Linked DNA regions of Homo sapiens: region 2 is linked to region 1. A link is an interaction called in ENCODE POLR2A ChIA-PET data of the cell type or tissue named here. Cell type or tissue: PC-9. All regions are shown on one strand. Links, peaks and the distances in the headings refer to the core of each region. The heading gives the core; the rest is flanking DNA.

Evidence for each region. Peaks named below come from ENCODE experiments on the same cell type or tissue, not always from the same donor. Only the 100,000 strongest peaks of a DNase experiment are listed, where the experiment ranks them.
Region 2: POLR2A ChIA-PET joins it to region 1 with 11 read pairs; 2 of 35 experiments call an interaction of 5 or more read pairs at or near these places.

The regions. Positions count from the first base shown.
Region 1 is chr1:31,168,729-31,177,056 of GRCh38, reverse strand. No RefSeq gene overlaps it. Among named protein-coding and RNA genes, the nearest start is that of NKAIN1, 67 kb to the left of the region's middle. RefSeq lists an enhancer at 5,901-6,150. In PC-9, for the core only: no CTCF peak of the experiment used is centred there; a DNase peak (open chromatin) is centred at 6,126; H3K27ac peaks cover 1,193 bases.
Region 2 is chr1:30,812,308-30,820,635 of GRCh38, reverse strand. No RefSeq gene overlaps it. Among named protein-coding and RNA genes, the nearest start is that of LINC01778, 8.2 kb to the left of the region's middle. RefSeq lists an enhancer at 1,552-2,058. In PC-9, for the core only: no CTCF peak of the experiment used is centred there; a DNase peak (open chromatin) is centred at 3,865.

The DNA.
Region 1 (8,328 bases), core at 69-8,068:
CGGGGGGCTGACCCCCCCACCTCCTTCCCGGACGGGGCGGCTGGCCGGGCAGAGGGGCTCCTCACTTCCCAGTAGGGGCGGCCGGGCAGAGGCGCCCCTCACCTCCCGGACGGGGCGGCTGGCCGGGCGGGGGGCTGACCCCCCCACCTCCCTCCCGGACGGGGTGGCTGGCCGGGCGGGGGGCTGACACCCCCACCTCTCTCCCGGACGGGGCGGCTGGCCGGGCAGAGGGGCTCCTCACTTCCCAGTAGGGGCGGCCGGGCAGAGGCGCCCCTCACCTCCCGGACAGGGCGGCTGGCCGGGCGGTGGGCTGACCCCCCCACCTCCCTCCCAGATGGGGCGGCTGGCCGGGCAGGGGGCTGACCCCCCCACCTCCCTCCCGGACGGGGCGGCTGGCCGGGAGGGGGGCTGACACCCCCACCTCCCTCCCGGACGGGGTGGCTGCCGGGCGGAGACGCTCCTCACTTCCCAGACGGGGTGTTAGCCGGGCGGAGGGGCTCCTCACTTCTCAGACGGGGCGGTTGCCAGGCGGAGGGTCTCCTCTCTTCTCAGACGGGGCGGCCGGGCAGAGACGCTCCTCGCCTCCCAGATGGGGTCGCGGCCGGGCAGAGGCGCTTCTCACATCCCAGACGGGGCAGCGGGGCTGAGGCGCTCCCCACATCTCAGACGATGGGCGGCCGGGCAGAGACGCTCCTCACTTCCTAGATGGGATGGCGGCCGGGCAGAGACCTCTTCACTTTCCAGACTGGGCAGCCAGGCAGAGGGGCTCCTCACATCCCAGACGATGGGCGGCCAGGCAGAGACGCTCCTCACTTCCCAGACAGGGTGGCGGCCGGGCAGAGGCTGCAATCTCGGCACTTTGGGAGGCCAAGGCAGGCGGCTGGGAGATGGAGGCTGCAGCGAGCCGAGATCACGCCACTGCACTCCAGCCTGGGCACCATTGAGCACTGAGTGAACGAGACTCTGTCTGCAATCCCGGCACCTCGGGAGGCCGAGGCTGGCGGATCACTCGCGGTTAGGAGCTGGAGACCAGCCCGGCCAACACAGCGAAACCCCGTCTCCACCAAAAAAATACGAAAACCAGTCAGGCGTGGCGGCGCGCATCTGCAATCGCAGGCACTCGGCAGGCTGAGGCAGGCGAATCAGGCAGGGAGGCTGCAGTGAGCCGAGATGGCGGCAGTACAGTCCAGCTTCAGCTGGGCATGAGAGGGAGACCGTGGAAAGAGAGGGAGAGGGGAGACCGTGGAAAGGGGAGAGGCAGACGGAGAGGGAGACGGAGAGGGAGAGGGAGAGTCCAATGCACCTCTTTTTCTTTTTTCTTTTTTTTTTGAGATGAGAGACAGGGTCTTGCTCTATCACCCAGGCTGGAGTGCAGTAGCATAATCATGGCTCACTGCAGCCTTGCCCTTCTAGGCTCAAGCGATCTTCCCTCTTCAGCCTCCTGAGTAGCTGGGACCACAGGTGTGTGCTCAGGAGGATAGCTTGAGCCCAGGAGTTTAAGCCTGCAGTGAGCTCTTATCATACCACTGCACTCCAGCCTGGGTGACAGAGCAAGACCCCAACTCTCCCATCTCTCTCTCTTTCTTATTTATTTATTTATTTATTTATTTATTTATTTTTTGAGACAGAGTCTCACTCTGTCACCCCAGGCTGGAGTGCAGTAGCTTGATCTTGACTCATTGCAACCTCTGCCTCCCGGATTCAAGCAATTCTCGTGCCTCAGCCTCCCATGTAGCTGGGACTACTGGCATGTGCCACCACACCCAGCTAATTTTTGTATTTTTAGTAGAGACAGGGTTTCGCCATGTTGGCCAGGCTAGTTCTGAACTCCTGGCCTCAAGTGATCCGCCCATCTCAGCCTCCCAATGTGCTGAGATTACAGGCATGAGCCACTGCAGTTGGTAAAGACCCAATCTCAAAAAAAAGAGAGTTGTATCTAGGTTACAGCAGTCCTGATTGTTGAATCAATGCATCAGCCTGAGTGATAGCGATGGGGAACCATTGAAGGATTTCCATCACAAGCTAATCAATTAGAGCCATACTTTAGAGAGAGTGGGCAGGGCTGGAAGGTTAGGCTAGAGGAGGAAAGCAGGAAGCAATGTTCTGTCTGCAAGAGGCCTAGCGTGTCTCACTTCTGCATGTAGGCATGTGTCTCATGTGTGTGATGATGAGCACTCTGTGTATTAACTTGGGAGAGCTAGTACAGTAATAATCAGCATGAACTGCAGGAGTCAGGCAGACCTGGATCCAAATATTAAATTCCCCACTCTGGAACCAGTTGAGCTAGTCCTCCCAGGCAGTCCAGTGGATGTTCCCCCAGCTCCTGCCATCCTGAGGCCATCTTCCAACAACTTCTGCATATTAAAATAATCCAGGTAGGGCTGACCATCTTCCAATAACTGCCGAGTCATAAAGGTGCCCATGGCATTCTTTGAAGCAATGAAATGTGAATTGACCCATGGTGCATTTGACAAGCACAACAGTCTACTGGGACTTAGGGACATAATGTTTTCTTCAGTGCATTGGAATGTGAGTCTTGCAACTTCTAAACAGATTAGGGATGAAGTAGGTCCTGACACCAAGGCCTCATTCCTTTCTAAGAAGATTCATTATTCCAAAGGGCCAGGGCAGTCGTTTTCAATCTTACAGAATATTTTTTTTCTTTTTTGGAGATGGAGTCTCGCCCTGTCACACCCAGGCTGGAGTACAATGGCGTGATCTCAGCTCACTACAACCTCCACCTCCTGGGTTCAAGCAATTCTCTTCCCTCAGCCTCCCGAGTAGTTGGGATTACAGGTATGCGCCACCACGCCCAGCTAATTTTTGTATTTTTAGTAGAGATGAGGTTTCGCCATGTTGGCCAGGCTGGTCTTGAACTCCTGACTTCAGGCGATCCACCCACCTAGGCTTCCCAAAGTGCTGGGATTACAGGCATGAGCCACCATGCCTGGCCCAGTCTTGCAGAATTTAAGAATCCCTTAAAATCCAGATTCCTGAGCCCCAATTACTCTGAGACACACTGAATCCAACATCCCCTAGGCAGTGATGGGAATCTGTGCTTTTCACCAGTGCCCCAGGTGATCCAGGTTTGGGAAATCTTAGGCCCTGGTGAAGAGGCATTCAAACAGCTTTGAAACCCACCTATGTCACTGTCTTCAAGACGCTGTCAAATTATGCCTGCCAGCTCCCTCATATCAAGAGCTGGCTTTAAGAGTATTTTCTCAAGCCAGGTGCGGCAGCTCACGCCTGTAATCCCAGCACTTTGGGAGGCTTATGCAGGTGAATCACAAGGTCAGGATTTTGAGACCAGCCTGGGCAATATGGTGAAACCCCATCTCTACTAAAAATACAAAAATTAGCCGGGTGTGGTGGCAGGCACCTGTAGTCCCAGTTACCCAGGAGGCTGAGGCAGAAGAATCACTTGAACCCGGGAGGCGGAGTTTGCAGTAAGCCAAGATCATGCCACTGCACTCCAGCCTGGGTGACAGAATGAGACTCCATCTCAAAAAAAGAAAAGAATATTTACTCAAAGCTGGCCGGTGCAATGGCTCATTCCTCTCCCAGCACTTTGGGAGGCCAAGGCAGGCAGATCACCTGAGGTCAGGAATTTGAGGCCAGCCTGGCCAACATGGTGAAACCCAATCTCTACTGAAAATACAAAAATTAGCCAGGTGTGGTGGCACGCATCTGTTGTCCCAGCTCCTTGGGAGGCTAAGGCAGGAGACTCACTAGAATCCGGGAGGTGGAGGTTGCAGTGAGCCGAGATCACGCCAGTGCACTCCAGCCGGGGCAACAGAGCAAGACTCTGTCTCACAATATAAAAATAAAATAAGAATATTTTCTCAAAGCTGAATTACATTTAAGCTTAATTTTATTTATTACTGACAATCTGAAAATTTTTAAAAATGGATTAGCCATTTCAAAGGCTATAACCCAATTCCTGAAATTGAGCATTGGTTTAACTTCACCACTAGATTAGTTTGGTCAAAGACTGGGGTCCTGGTGTAACCGCCCAGTGAATTCTTCTTACCCACTGCCTAGACAGTGCCGATTTATCAAGACAGGAAAATTGCAATAGAGAAAGAGTAATTCATGCAGAGCTGGCTGTACAGGAGAACGGAGTTTTGTTACTCAAATAAGTCTCTCTGAAAATTCAGAGATGGGAGTTTTTAAGGATAATTTAGTGGGTAGGGGCTCAGGAAGTGGGGACTGCTAATTGGTCAGGTTGGAGATAAAACCAACAGGAACCATGAGGTTGAGGTGAGTTTTTCTTTCTTTTTTTTGAGACAGAGTCTCACTCTGTTGCCCAGGCAGGAGTGCAGTGGCACGATCTCGGCTCACTGCAACCTCCGCCTTCCGGGGTCAAGCAAAATTCTCCTGCCTCAGCCTCCCTAGTATCTGGGATTACAGTCATGTGCCCACCTAATTTTTTTGTAATTTTTGTAGAGATGGGGTTTCACGTTATGATCCGCCTGCCTCGGCCTCCCAAAGTGCTGGGATTATAGTCGTAAGCCACCGCACCCGGCCCCTATGAAGTGAGTTTTTCATGCTGTCTACTGTTTCAGGGTGAGATCAAAGAACTGGTTGAGCCAGATTATGGGTCTGGATGGCGTCAGCTGGGAACAGCAAGGTCTGCAAAATATCTCAAGCACTGATCTTAGGTTTGACAACAGTGATGTTATTCCCAGGAGCAATTTGAGGAGGTTCAGGCTCTTGCAGCCAGAGCCTGCATGGTTCTTAAACCGTAATTTTTTTTTTTTTTTGAGACTGAGTTTTGCTCTGTCACCCAGGCTGGAGTGCAGTAACAGGATCTCGGCTCACTGCAACTTCCGCCTCCCAGGTTCAAGCGATTCTCCTGCCTCAGCCTCCTGAGTAGCTAGGATTACAGGCGCCCACCATCATACACCCAGCTAATTTTTGTATTTTTAGTAGAGATGGGGTTTCACCATGTTGGCCAGGCTGGTCTTGAACTCCTGACCTTAGGTGATCTGCCCGCCTTGGCCTCCCAATAAACCATAATTTCTAATCATGTAATTTCTTTTTTTCTTTTTTTCTGAGACGGAGTCTTGCTCTGTCACCCAGGCTGGAGTGCAGTGGCGTGATCTCAGCTTACTGCAAGCTCCAACTTCCGGGTTCACGCCATTCTCCTGCCTCAGCCTCCCGAGTAGCTGGGACTACAGGCGCCTGCCACCGTGCCCAGCTAATTTTTTGTATTTTTAGTAGAGATGGGGTTTCACCGTGTTAGCCAGGATGGTCTTGATCTCCTGACCTCGTGATCTGCCTGCCTCGGCCTCCCAAAGTGCTGGGATTACAGGCGTGAGCCACCGTGCCCGGCCAATAATTTCTTAGTCCTATGAAGGCAGACCGGTCCCCAGGCAAGAAGGGGGTTTATTTCAGCCGGGTGCAGTGGCTCACGCCTGTAATCCCAGCACTTTGGGAGGCCAAGGTGGGTGGATCACGAGGTCAGGAGATCGAGACCATCCTGGCTAACACGGTGAAACCCCATCTCTACTAAAAAAATACAAAATTTAGCCGGACGTGGTGGCAGGCACCTGTAGTCCCAGCTACTGGGGAGGCTGAGGCAGGAGAATGGCGTGAACCCGGGAGGCAGAGCTTGCAGTGAGCTGAGATCGCACCAGTGCACTCCAGCCTGGGCAGCAGAGCAAGACTCAGTCTCAGAAAAAAAAAAGAAGGGGGTTTATTTCGGGAAAGGGCTATTATAATTTTTGTTTCAAAGTTAAAGTATAAACTGAATTCCTTCCCAAGGTTACTTTGGCCTACACCCAAGAATGAACAAGGGCAGCTTAGAGGTTAAAAGCAAGATGGTGTCGGTTAGGTCAGATCCCTTTCACTGTCATAATTTCCTCAGTTACAATCTTTGCAAAGGTGGTTTCACGTGAAGGGAGGGGGTCCCACGAATGGGGAGGCAGTCTGAGCTCTCTGCCTGTCCCTCTTCCGGCCTCAGCCTCAGTCACCCAGAGGAGGTGGGGGCAGTCCCACTCTGCCCCACCCCTAACCAGGCGATGGAGGCCACACCCTGCCTTGGGCCTCAGTTCCAGTGACTCAGCAGTTCCCCTCAGTCAGCCCTGGAATGAGACTGAGCAGGCCCAGGCCAGCTGGAGCTCCAGGGAGCCTTGTGTTGGGTATCCGACACTACTGTTGGCACTAGTTCTTTCTCTGTCAACAACCTGTGACCTTGGGGAACTACTCTCACTCTGCTCTTGGTGATGTCATCTGTGAAATGAGAGGGCTGGACTTTGCTTGCATGATACTCATTGGCTGCTTTACTGCTGACATTCTGGGATAGAGCTTCTCAACCTTCACTATACTTGGGATGCCTTTCTAAAATACAGATACAGCTAGGCACAGTGTCTCATGCCTGTAATACCAACACTTTGGGAGGCTGAGGTCGGCGGATCACTAAAGGCCAGGAGTTCAAGACCAGCCTGGCCAATGTGGCAAAACCCCGTCTCTACTAAAAATACAAACATTAGCCAAGCGTGGTGGCCCACACATGTAATCCCAGCTATGGGGGAGGCTGAAGCATGATAATTGCTTGGACCCAGGAGGCGGAGGTTGCAGTGAGCTGAGATCGCACCACTGCCCTCCAGCCTGGGCAACAGAGCAAGACTCTGTCTCAAAAATAATTTATAATAATAAAATAAAATATAGATTCCACTAGGCTCAGTGGGGTGCACCTGTAGTCCTAGCTACTTGGGAGGCTGAGACAAGAGGATCCCTTGAGACCAGGAGTTTGAGTCTAGCCTGGGCAACATAGTGAGATCCTGTCTCCTAAAATAAAGTTTATAAACATATATACGTATAAATTTTTTAAATAAAATACAGATTCCTGGGCTCTACCTGCGTAACAGGTTATAATTCATTGGAACCTGGAGCCCACGCATCTGAATTCATCCTTCAAATGTTTATTAAGCACCTGCTATGTGCCAGAAATTGTGAATAAGCAGTGAACTAAACAGACAGTAATCCCTGCTCTTGGTGAGGATGTCTCCTGGGAGGATGCACACCATAAATAAACAAGGGGCCTGGGGAAGTGGCTCACACCTGTAATCCCAGCACTCTGGAGGCCAAAATGGGAGGATTGCTTGAGCCCAGAAGTTCAAGGCCAGTCTAGACAACATAGCAAGATACTGTGTCTACAAAAAATTTAAAAATTAACCAGCTGTGGTTGCACATGCCTGTGGTCCAGCTATTCAGGAGGCTGAGGCAGGAGAATCACTTGAACCTGGCAGGCAGAGGTTGCAGTGAGCCAAGATCGTGCCACTGCACTCCAGCCTGGGCAAGAGAGTGAGACTCTGTCTCAAAAAAAAAAAAAAAAAAAAAAAAAAGAAAAGAAAGAAAAAGAAAAAGAAAAAGAAAAAGAAATGCTTAATGAATACCTACTATGTTCCAGGAACTGTCCTAGATACTGGGCTACAGCAGTGAACAGGACAGACAAGGCCCTAGATTTCTTTCTTACAGCTTACCTACTGGACAGAATCAACATAAATGCTCTTGTTAGTCTTCCTAACAATCCTAAGAAAGTAAGTTCTATTACCACCAGCTTATAGATGGAGAAACGAAAGCTGGCATAGATAAAGTCACTTACCCAAGTCTACACAGCTAGTAAGTGGCAGCATCCGCATTCAAGTCCAGCCTCTCTGACTCCTGAGCTCAGTCTCTAACCACTGAACACATATTGTTTCACGGCAAATTCCTTTGCATTTTTTTCTTAACATTCATGGGGAATTCTGATGCCTAGCCAGAGCCATGAACCACTACCCTAAAACTTGGGGGACTCTTAATTTTTTATTGCTCGCATAGCAAATCACCCCAAAACAGTGGCTAAAACCAACAAACATTACTTCCCACAGTTTTTGTGGGTCAGAAATTCAGGAGCAGCTTAGCTGAGTGGTGCTGGCCAGAATCTTTCATGAGATTGCAGTTAAGACTTAGGAAGCTGGGTGTGGTAAAAGCACACCTGTAATCCCAGCAATTCAGGAGGCTGAGGTGGGAGGATCACTTGAGTCTAGGAGTTCAAGGCTGCAGTGAGCTATGTGATTGTACCACTGCCTCCCAGCCTAGGTGACAGAGTAGGACCCCATCTCTAAAAAATGAATTTTAAAAATTAAAAAAGGGATGGGAGTGGTGGCTCATGCCTGTAATCCCAGCACTTGGGGAGGCTGAGGTGGGCGGATCACTTGAGGTCAGGAGTTCAAGACCAGCCTGACCAACATGGTGGAACCCCATCTCTACTAAAAATACAAACATTAGGCCGGACGCAGTGGCACATGCCTGTAATCCCAGCACTTTGGCAGGCTGAAACAG
Region 2 (8,328 bases), core at 25-8,024, 360 kb after region 1:
TGAGGCATCCCCCTGATCCACGCTAAGGTGCAGCCACAGTTGAGAACTGGTGATCAAGGGCAGTGCTTCTCAAAGCCTGGACTCCAGACCAGCCGCATCAGCATCACCTGGGAACGTCTGAGAATGCAAATTCTCAGGCCCCACGCCAGAGCAGCTGCAGAATCAGAAACTCCAGGGGAGTGGGGCCAGCAGTCTGTTTCAACAGCTCCCCCTCCCCCAGGGGCTAAAGCTTGAGAACCAGCAATCTAGTGGCTGAAAGGACAATGTGTGCTTTTTTGAAAACCACTGCTGTAAGCTGCATTCTGTTATTCCCTGACATGAATAGGGACCAATTCCTGCCCCCTAATAACCATACCTTTTGTTATCCTCAGCTGCTTTATATGTATTCTCATATTTAGACCTCAGAGCAACCTAATACCAATAACTCACCTCCATTTGCTAGAATGAGGAACTCCCGTGACCTGTCCAAGGCCTCATAAACTAGTTACTCCAAGGCTAATTCCTCTGACCTTTGGCCAAGCAGAGAAAGAGTCTTGGATTCTGTTTGAGACCCTGAGCCCTGACCTTGTCAGTGGAGGGGCTGCAGGTCTTGCGCTTCCTCTGGGAGCCCAGCTGCTCCTCTGTCCAGATGTTGTAAGGAAGAAGAGAGGCATGGGGAAGGGAAAGCTCTTTGAGATCATTGGTCCTCTAAGGTATCCCAAGAAACATCTGAGAGTTGCAGACTCAAAGGTTAGAAAATGAGGGGAGATGTCTCCCAGGGGTCTCCTGCCCCACACGTCGGTAGGGAGATGCACAGTGTTTGGCGCGGCACCTAGCACCTAGCACGGAGTCAGCACTCCAAACGGTAGCCACCATCATTGTGAACAACACAAGATTACTGATAAATGTAGACAACAGGGTACTATTTTATATTTACTATTCTTTATTATTGCTGTATTTATACTTTTATTGTGGTAAAAATGCACATACCTTAAAAGGTCTTTCATCTTGTAAGTTTTCCCATACAACTTCCAAATATAGATAGTGCTGCTGGCGCAGCTGAAATGCTAATGCTACCCTAGTTATCAGCTGGGGTATATGGAAGAGCCACTGGCCATGGAGTGGGACAGACCTGGGCTTAAACCTCAGCTCCACCACTTATCTCTGGGACTGTGGGCCTTTGGTTTCTCCTCCTTCAACTGGGAAGCACATGACAGAATGTATACTTCTCTGCAGACATGAGGGGTTGTTATTCTTGTCGAGGGAGTTGGTGGCCATGCTGACATTAATGAAGAATCAAAGCCTGTGCATGCTCAGCCTGAGACAGACTCCCCGCCTTCAGATGCCTGGACCAGACTCATTTCTTGCCTTTTAATAACCAAATGTGGAAAGGCATCCACCACGAACATGCCTGGCCTCTCTCTGTCCCTCCCTGACTCCTGCCCACGGAGCTGATGGGCGAGTGTGGGGTGAGGGACCTGTTCAGCTTGCCTCCCACTGGGCATAGCCTATGTCCTCAGTGCAGCCTGCCTGCAGAGGGGCTTATGTTCTGGGTGGTTCTTCAGTAGCAGCTGAGCTCAGCAGGCTGGCTTTGCCCCCTGGGGAGGTCTGTGCTTGTCCAGCACTGCCAGGGACAGAGAGGATGAGTCTAATTCAGGGGCGGGGGTATTCACAAGCCCATTTGGCTAAAGCCGCCTCCTCCAGGCAGCTTTGTCTGTGACATCACTTCACATCACTGGCTTTCCAACTCACCTGAGCACAAGCCAGATTCCTCATGGCAACCTGGAGAGCTCTCACCATCTCGATCCCGGTCCCCTCTGGCCTCTTCTAACCTTTACTTCCCCTGTGCCCCTCCCTCTCACTCCATTCCAGTTACAATGGCTGTGCTGATTCTGAGCTCCTCAGGCCAGCTCCTGCCTCACGGCCGTTGCCTGGAATGCTCTTCCTCCAGATGAATGCATGACCATACTTAGCCGCTTAGGTCTTAACTCAAGTATCACGCTCTTGGCTTCTTATGATTGCAACACCCCCTCCCCCCACCAACCCCTTGACATTTCATTCCCCTTTCCCTGCTTTTCTTCTCCTTAGCACTTACTACTAACACATTTTATTTCATTTACTTACCTTGTTTATTGTGTCTTTCCCACCAAAATCATCACTCCATCGGACCAAGGTTTTTTTTTTGTTTTCTTTTTTTATTGCGAGATCCCCAGTGCTTAGTGCAGGCACATAGTAGGTGCTCAGTAAATATTTCTCAAACGAATGAATGGAGCTGGCATTATTCTGCCCACCATCTGACTGTCACCGGCATGTTCTAAACTCAGGAGGGGAACTGGGATGTCACTTTTTGAGTCCCCTCACATTCTAGCTGTGCCCAGGTCAGTGTGGCTGAGTAGACACAATGTAGTTTGGGCCGTGCATCCAGAATGCCTGAGTTTTAATTCCCATTGGAACACCCTCTTAGCTGTGCTTCTGAACACCTCTGTGCCTAGTCTCCCCATCTGCAAAGTGGGGATGATGAGATCACCTCCCTTAGAGTGTTATTATGAGGGTGGAGGAAGAAATACAGGTATGGTGCTTAGCACAGTGGCTGGCATAGGGTAAGTGCTCAATAAATGTCAGCTGGCATTGATCAGCCTCAAGGTTTGAAGGAGGTGACCACCTCCCCTGCCTGCATCTCAGGATGGTTTGGAGACCAGGGAGACAGGGCATATGGCCTGACCTTGTGGACTCTGATGCCCAGGATGGAACAAAGGGGCTGGGGGGTCTGAGACCCTAGCCTGGGCCAGGGAACTCAAAGGGAGGTAGCAGCAGGGTGTGGGCAGTTTGACAGTCCATAGCTGGGCCTGCTCAGCAGCAGTGGGGGCAAGGATGCTGACTGCATGATCCCAGGTATCCAAATGCCACAGGTGGACTTGGAGACCTGTGGATAGGTAGACCAGTTGTCCGGATGGTGACCTGGCCTTTTCACTTCCCCCAGTTGAGTCCCCGGATGATGAGACCAGGAAGGGTCATGTCGTCATCCCTCACCTGCTCCATAAACAACAGAGAGCCTCAGGGTTGGGCTCCAGAGGGAGGAGTTTGGGAAGAAATGGGGTCATGGGCTGGTCTCCGGGACATGGACCACAGTGATCAGGGACATCTTTGCATTTTCCCAGGTCAGTTTTGTGTGTGGTGTGTGTGTGTGAATTTGTGAGGACATGAGTACACATATGTGTTTGTGTGTGCATGTTAGAGCGTTTGCTGACAGCCATACACACACACACACACACACACACACACACACGCAGCCCAAAGGCTGACCCTGCTGTCAGGAAGCTCTCGTGGAATCTATTCTCCTTCACAATGCTTGCTCTCAGATGTCAGACTGGAAATGTCAGCTCTGTGTGGTGTGCCAGTCCCTGCTCTGGGCAGGGAAAGTTCGTGCCTCTCAAAGACCCTACTCTGAAAGGCATGGACAATGCCAGGCCAGGACTCCTGGCAGAGGGGAGGGCTTAGTATAGGGGTTGGGAGCCTGAGTGTAAGCTCGGGGATAAACCAGGCCTGGCAGGGACTGGAAGTCCACTCCCCAGGGGGCAGAGAGGAAGCGCTCACTACACATGAGAACAATCAGTGACATTTATTACATGCAAGGTGTGCATCAAGCACCTCACGGACATCACCTCACTTTTCAGAAGAAGAAACTGAGCCTCAGAGAGGTTTGGAAACTTACTCAAGATCACACAGCTGGAAGATGGCAGATGAGGAATGACCCATTGAGCATTGAGCTCAGTGAGTCCTGACCCATTGAGCAGGAAGTAGAGGCTTAGAGAGGATAAGTGGCTTACTTAGAGTCACTGACATGTTCATGGCAGAGCTGGGATGTGACTCAGATCTCCCTGATTCCAGAGCTTGTGCTCTTACCACCACCACACGCCCCAAGCCTGTGGGTGAGCCAGACACCCTGGGGATATGTGAAAGGTGACCAGAGGAGGGAAGGACTGACTCTGCCCAGAAGGGTCAGTGAGGCACAGATGACAGCTGGGAGCGCTCCAGGGAGACAAGGGTGGGGGAGGGCATTCCAGGGGAGAGAAGAGCACGAGCAAATCACAGAGGCGTGAAATAGGGTGCCACGTTCTGGCAGTTTATAGCTGACCCATTGAGCAGGAAGACAGCCTCCGCTTCTCTCTGCCCCCACCCCCATCCTGGTTCAGAAAGCCTGATTGTCCCCACTTCCCTCCGCCCCCCTCCTGCAGGCTCCTGGGATATGGACAAGAAAGGAGCTTGTCTTTCCTGGCTCTGCTGGAGTCCTGCCGCGGAGGCTTGGTTACCATGGCGACGGGCTCCATGGAAACTTGCAGCCGGCCTTTTCCAGGATGGGCCTGGACCCCAGCCCACCTGCTGATGCATTGCGTCCCCTGGCCGCAGCATCCCGAGGAGGTGCCCGGGTGGTCACTCTGCTGTCTGAGCACCCACCCCTCCACCTTGGCAGGGGCAGGGAGAGTCCTGAAGGGCAGCAGGATGGGATTCTGGCATGCAGAGGCCATTGAGTGGCTTCAGGATCCCGCATCAATCCAGGACACAGAGACCCACAATTCTCTCATATTTAGGCAAATTGAGAGCAAGTCTTTACATGGCTGCTGCTCAATGTCCTGCCCATTCTGTTTCGGTGTCCTGGTCTGTTTTGGTCCTGGTGCTGCATTCTCTTCACTCTGTTTCTCCCTGGCCCAGCTATTCTCTGAGTTCTGATCTGTTCACTCCACCATGTGCACACCATGCCCCAGGTACGCCCTGTTTCAGAGGATCTCCAGGCCCTGAGGCTTGCTTTCGGACTGGCCTGGGAGGTGACCCTGACTTGACACTTTGTAGCCACGCAACCTGGAACAAGTCGCTCCCTCTTCCGGAGTCTTGGGTTCCACGTCTCTAAACACGTGCTTTATGGGATTGCTTGTTCATCCAACAAATATGCTTAATAATATCTGCATTTACTGAGCACTTTTTATTTGCTTTGAATGCATTTATTATGCTAAGAACTGCACTTACGTCATCTCATTTCCCCCTTATGACAACCCCATGACACAGGATTCTTATTCCCAGTTTGCTGGCAAAGACACTGAGGCCAAGAGGATGGAGGACCCTGTCCAGGGTCACACATGTGGCAGAGCAGGAAGGAGAACGTAGGCATGTCTGACTCCGAAGTTGCCTTGAAGAGGGTACCACCGTGTTATTTGGTCAGTTAATTTTTATCATGCACCGATGGTGTGAGGACCTGGTTTCTGCCCTTACAGAGCACCTACTGGGGGAGATGGGTAAAAAGAGCAAATAATAATACAACGCATTGTAAGTAGAGTGTTGAGATAGAGGGTGATGGGTGGGGACGATGTTCTTAAAGAGGATGAGTGCTCAGGGACAATCTCTCTGAGCAAATGACACACAAGGATGAGAGAGCCGCATAATGGGAAGAGCCAGCTACGAGAGGGAAGAGAGACCCAGGCAGGGACAAAGGCCTTGAGGTGGGAATGGGTTTGGTGTGTCCTCAGAGGCAGAAGGGTCAGAGGAGCTTTGAGGTGGTGAGTGAGGGGGAGAGAGGCCTGGGACGAGCCAGAGAGGCAGGCAGGGGCCCGATCACGCAGAGCCTCGTGGGCTGGGATAGGGGGCATGGTTTATTCTAAGGGCAGTGGAAACCATCAGAGGGTGCTAGGCAGGAGAGTGAGTTGACCTCACATGTGAGAAGCAGCTCCCTCTGGATGCTGTATGGGGATCGGGTAGCAGAGGGGCATGACGGGGCCAGGAGGACATGCAGTTGTCCCGGTTGGAGATGGTGCTGGCCATGGCCGGGGAGGGAAGCTTCCGAGCTTGACTGGTTTGGACACAGTGTAGACAGACTTCGCTGAGGGACTTGTAAGTAGCGGGTGGGAAACAAGAAGGCAGAAAGGATAGCTCCTCTTTTCTGCCTTGAGCGACCAGGTGGGTGATGATGTTGCTTACTGGGATGGGGAGACTCAGATGGTGCTGGGGGTGGGATGCTAGACAACTGGCTTTTTCAGGGGAGAAGATCCAGAGCTTGCTTTGGGATGTGTTGTGTCCAAGATGCCTGGGAGCAGATACAAATTTGGTTATTGACAGTGTAGACATGACAACTAAAGCCATGGGGCTTGGTGAGATCAAAGGAGGAAGTGTAGACAGAGATGGGAGGATAAGAGGAAGGGAAAGGAGGGGTGGAAGAGCAGCTGGGAGGAGAAAAGAGGAAAAGGAAAAGAGAAGAAAGGAGAGGAGAGGAGGGGAGGAGGGCTGTTGGAGCCAGGAACACACCTGTGCTTACCTTTTTCTGGTGTGGGCCATGCTTCAGGCACCTGGAACACACCCTGAGTCCAGGAGCACCAGCCTTGGAGGTGAGGGCAACAGCAGGAACTTTGCCAGTTTGGCCATTAGAACCTGTGTGGGGACGTTAGGCCAGGGGTCAGAAGAGGGTGCTTCGAGGGGTCCAAGGAGGAACAGCCCCACTGGACTGAGGGTGGAGGCCAAGGCCTGACAGATGAGTTCCCCATAAAAAGGGAGGAGAGAGAAGAAGAGGGTAGAGGTCATGGGGTGTGGGATTTGGATGGTAAGCAATGTGCAGGAAGCAGGTGAAGGGGGGTGTCGAGAGATGAAAGAAGCAGACATTTGGGGACAGGCGGATGTGGATGCAGGCTGTGGCCCAGAGCGGGAGGCAAGAGGCAGCTTCCTTCCCTGTCCCCATCCTCATCCTGGTAGGACCCTGGGCTTCCTGGAGACAGCCTGGGGGCTTATACCAAGCCCTTGTCTTAGCTGAGCTGCCTGACTGACCTTGTAACCACATGGCCCCCGAGGGAAACAGCACATGTGGGTCCGTGCAGGTGCATCAGGGGCATGGGTATGTCTCTGAAGGTGACTGGGACAGCTTGGAGCCTTGAATGTCCTGGACTTGGAGACACTTATGAGCTGTGGGCATTGGGCAAGGCACAACAACTGGCTTCATGGAGCCTTAGGGTCTCACCTGGGGAAAGGTAATAATAACATGTGAAATATGCCCTGCCAGTCCCCAAGCTCTGCCCGAGTGTGAGATATTATTAGTGCTGCCTAGGCTATGAAACTCCGTGTGAGGGGTGACCCTAGTTTTGATCAAAGAGAGAGACAGAGGCAGAGACAGAAAGAGTGAGACAGAGAAAGGAAAACAAGGTGGGGGTGGGCAGGTAGCGACAGAGACAGAGCAAGACAGAGAACAAGAACAAGAAAGATAGATACGGAGGCCAGGTGCGGTGGCTCATGCCTATAATTCCAGCACTTTGGGAGGCCGAGGTGGGTGGATCACCTGAGGTCAGGAGTTCGAGACTAGCCTGGCCAACATGGTGAAACCCCGTCTCTACTAAAAATACAAAAATTAGCCAGGCGTGGTGGCAGGCGCCTGTAATCTCAGGTACTCAGGAGGCTTAGGCAGGATAATTGCTTGAACCTGGGAGGCAGAGGCTGCAGTGAGCCAAGATCACACCACTGCACTCCAGCCTGGGAAAAAAAAAAAAAAGAATAAATAAATAAATAAAGATAGATGATACAGGAGAGAAAAAGAGGGAAAGAGACAGAGAGAGACACAGAGAGCTAGAGAAACAAGAGAGACAGACAGAGTCAGAGAGAGACAAAAAGAGCTTGAGAGCAAGAGAGGGCGAGGGAGAGACAGAGACACAGACACAGGGAGAGGAGGTTGTAGCAGACGTCATACCTGGGCAGTGAGGCTGCGAGTGATTTTGACTTTTATACTTTTGCTCATATTATTTTCTGATTTTTCTCTATGTCTACTTAAAATAATTATCTTGAAAAAATGGTTTCTAGACGTAAATTGGATTTTAGAAACTTTCTGCAATTTGGAAATATCTATGAAAAGCTTTACAATTTGCATACAAATTGACCCAGAAATTTCTCTTCTTAGAATTTATTCAAAGGGAATAATCATGGATGTGCCAACGATATAGTTGCAAAGATGTTTTGGAGTTTATAATAACACGCCCTCCAAAATAACCCTAAAAAAGGCCAACAAAGAAAACCCCTCTACCTAGATGTACAAAAATACTTGAATAAATAAAAGATGGTCCATTCATGGAATGGATTTCTAGATAGCCTTTAAAATGATGAAGAAGGTAACTTATTGGTGTGGATATTTATGACATATTAAGTAAATAAAAAAACAAGTTTCAAAAAGGCACAATGTAACTCAATTTTATTAGAAAAAACATCTGTCTGTGTGTGTGCATAGAGAAATACCTGGAATTTTGGTCACCAAGGTGCTAAGTCTGTTGTGCAACAATAAAAACAAGTGAAGTTATTTCAACTGTTGTCTGTGCATTAAGAATTCTGACA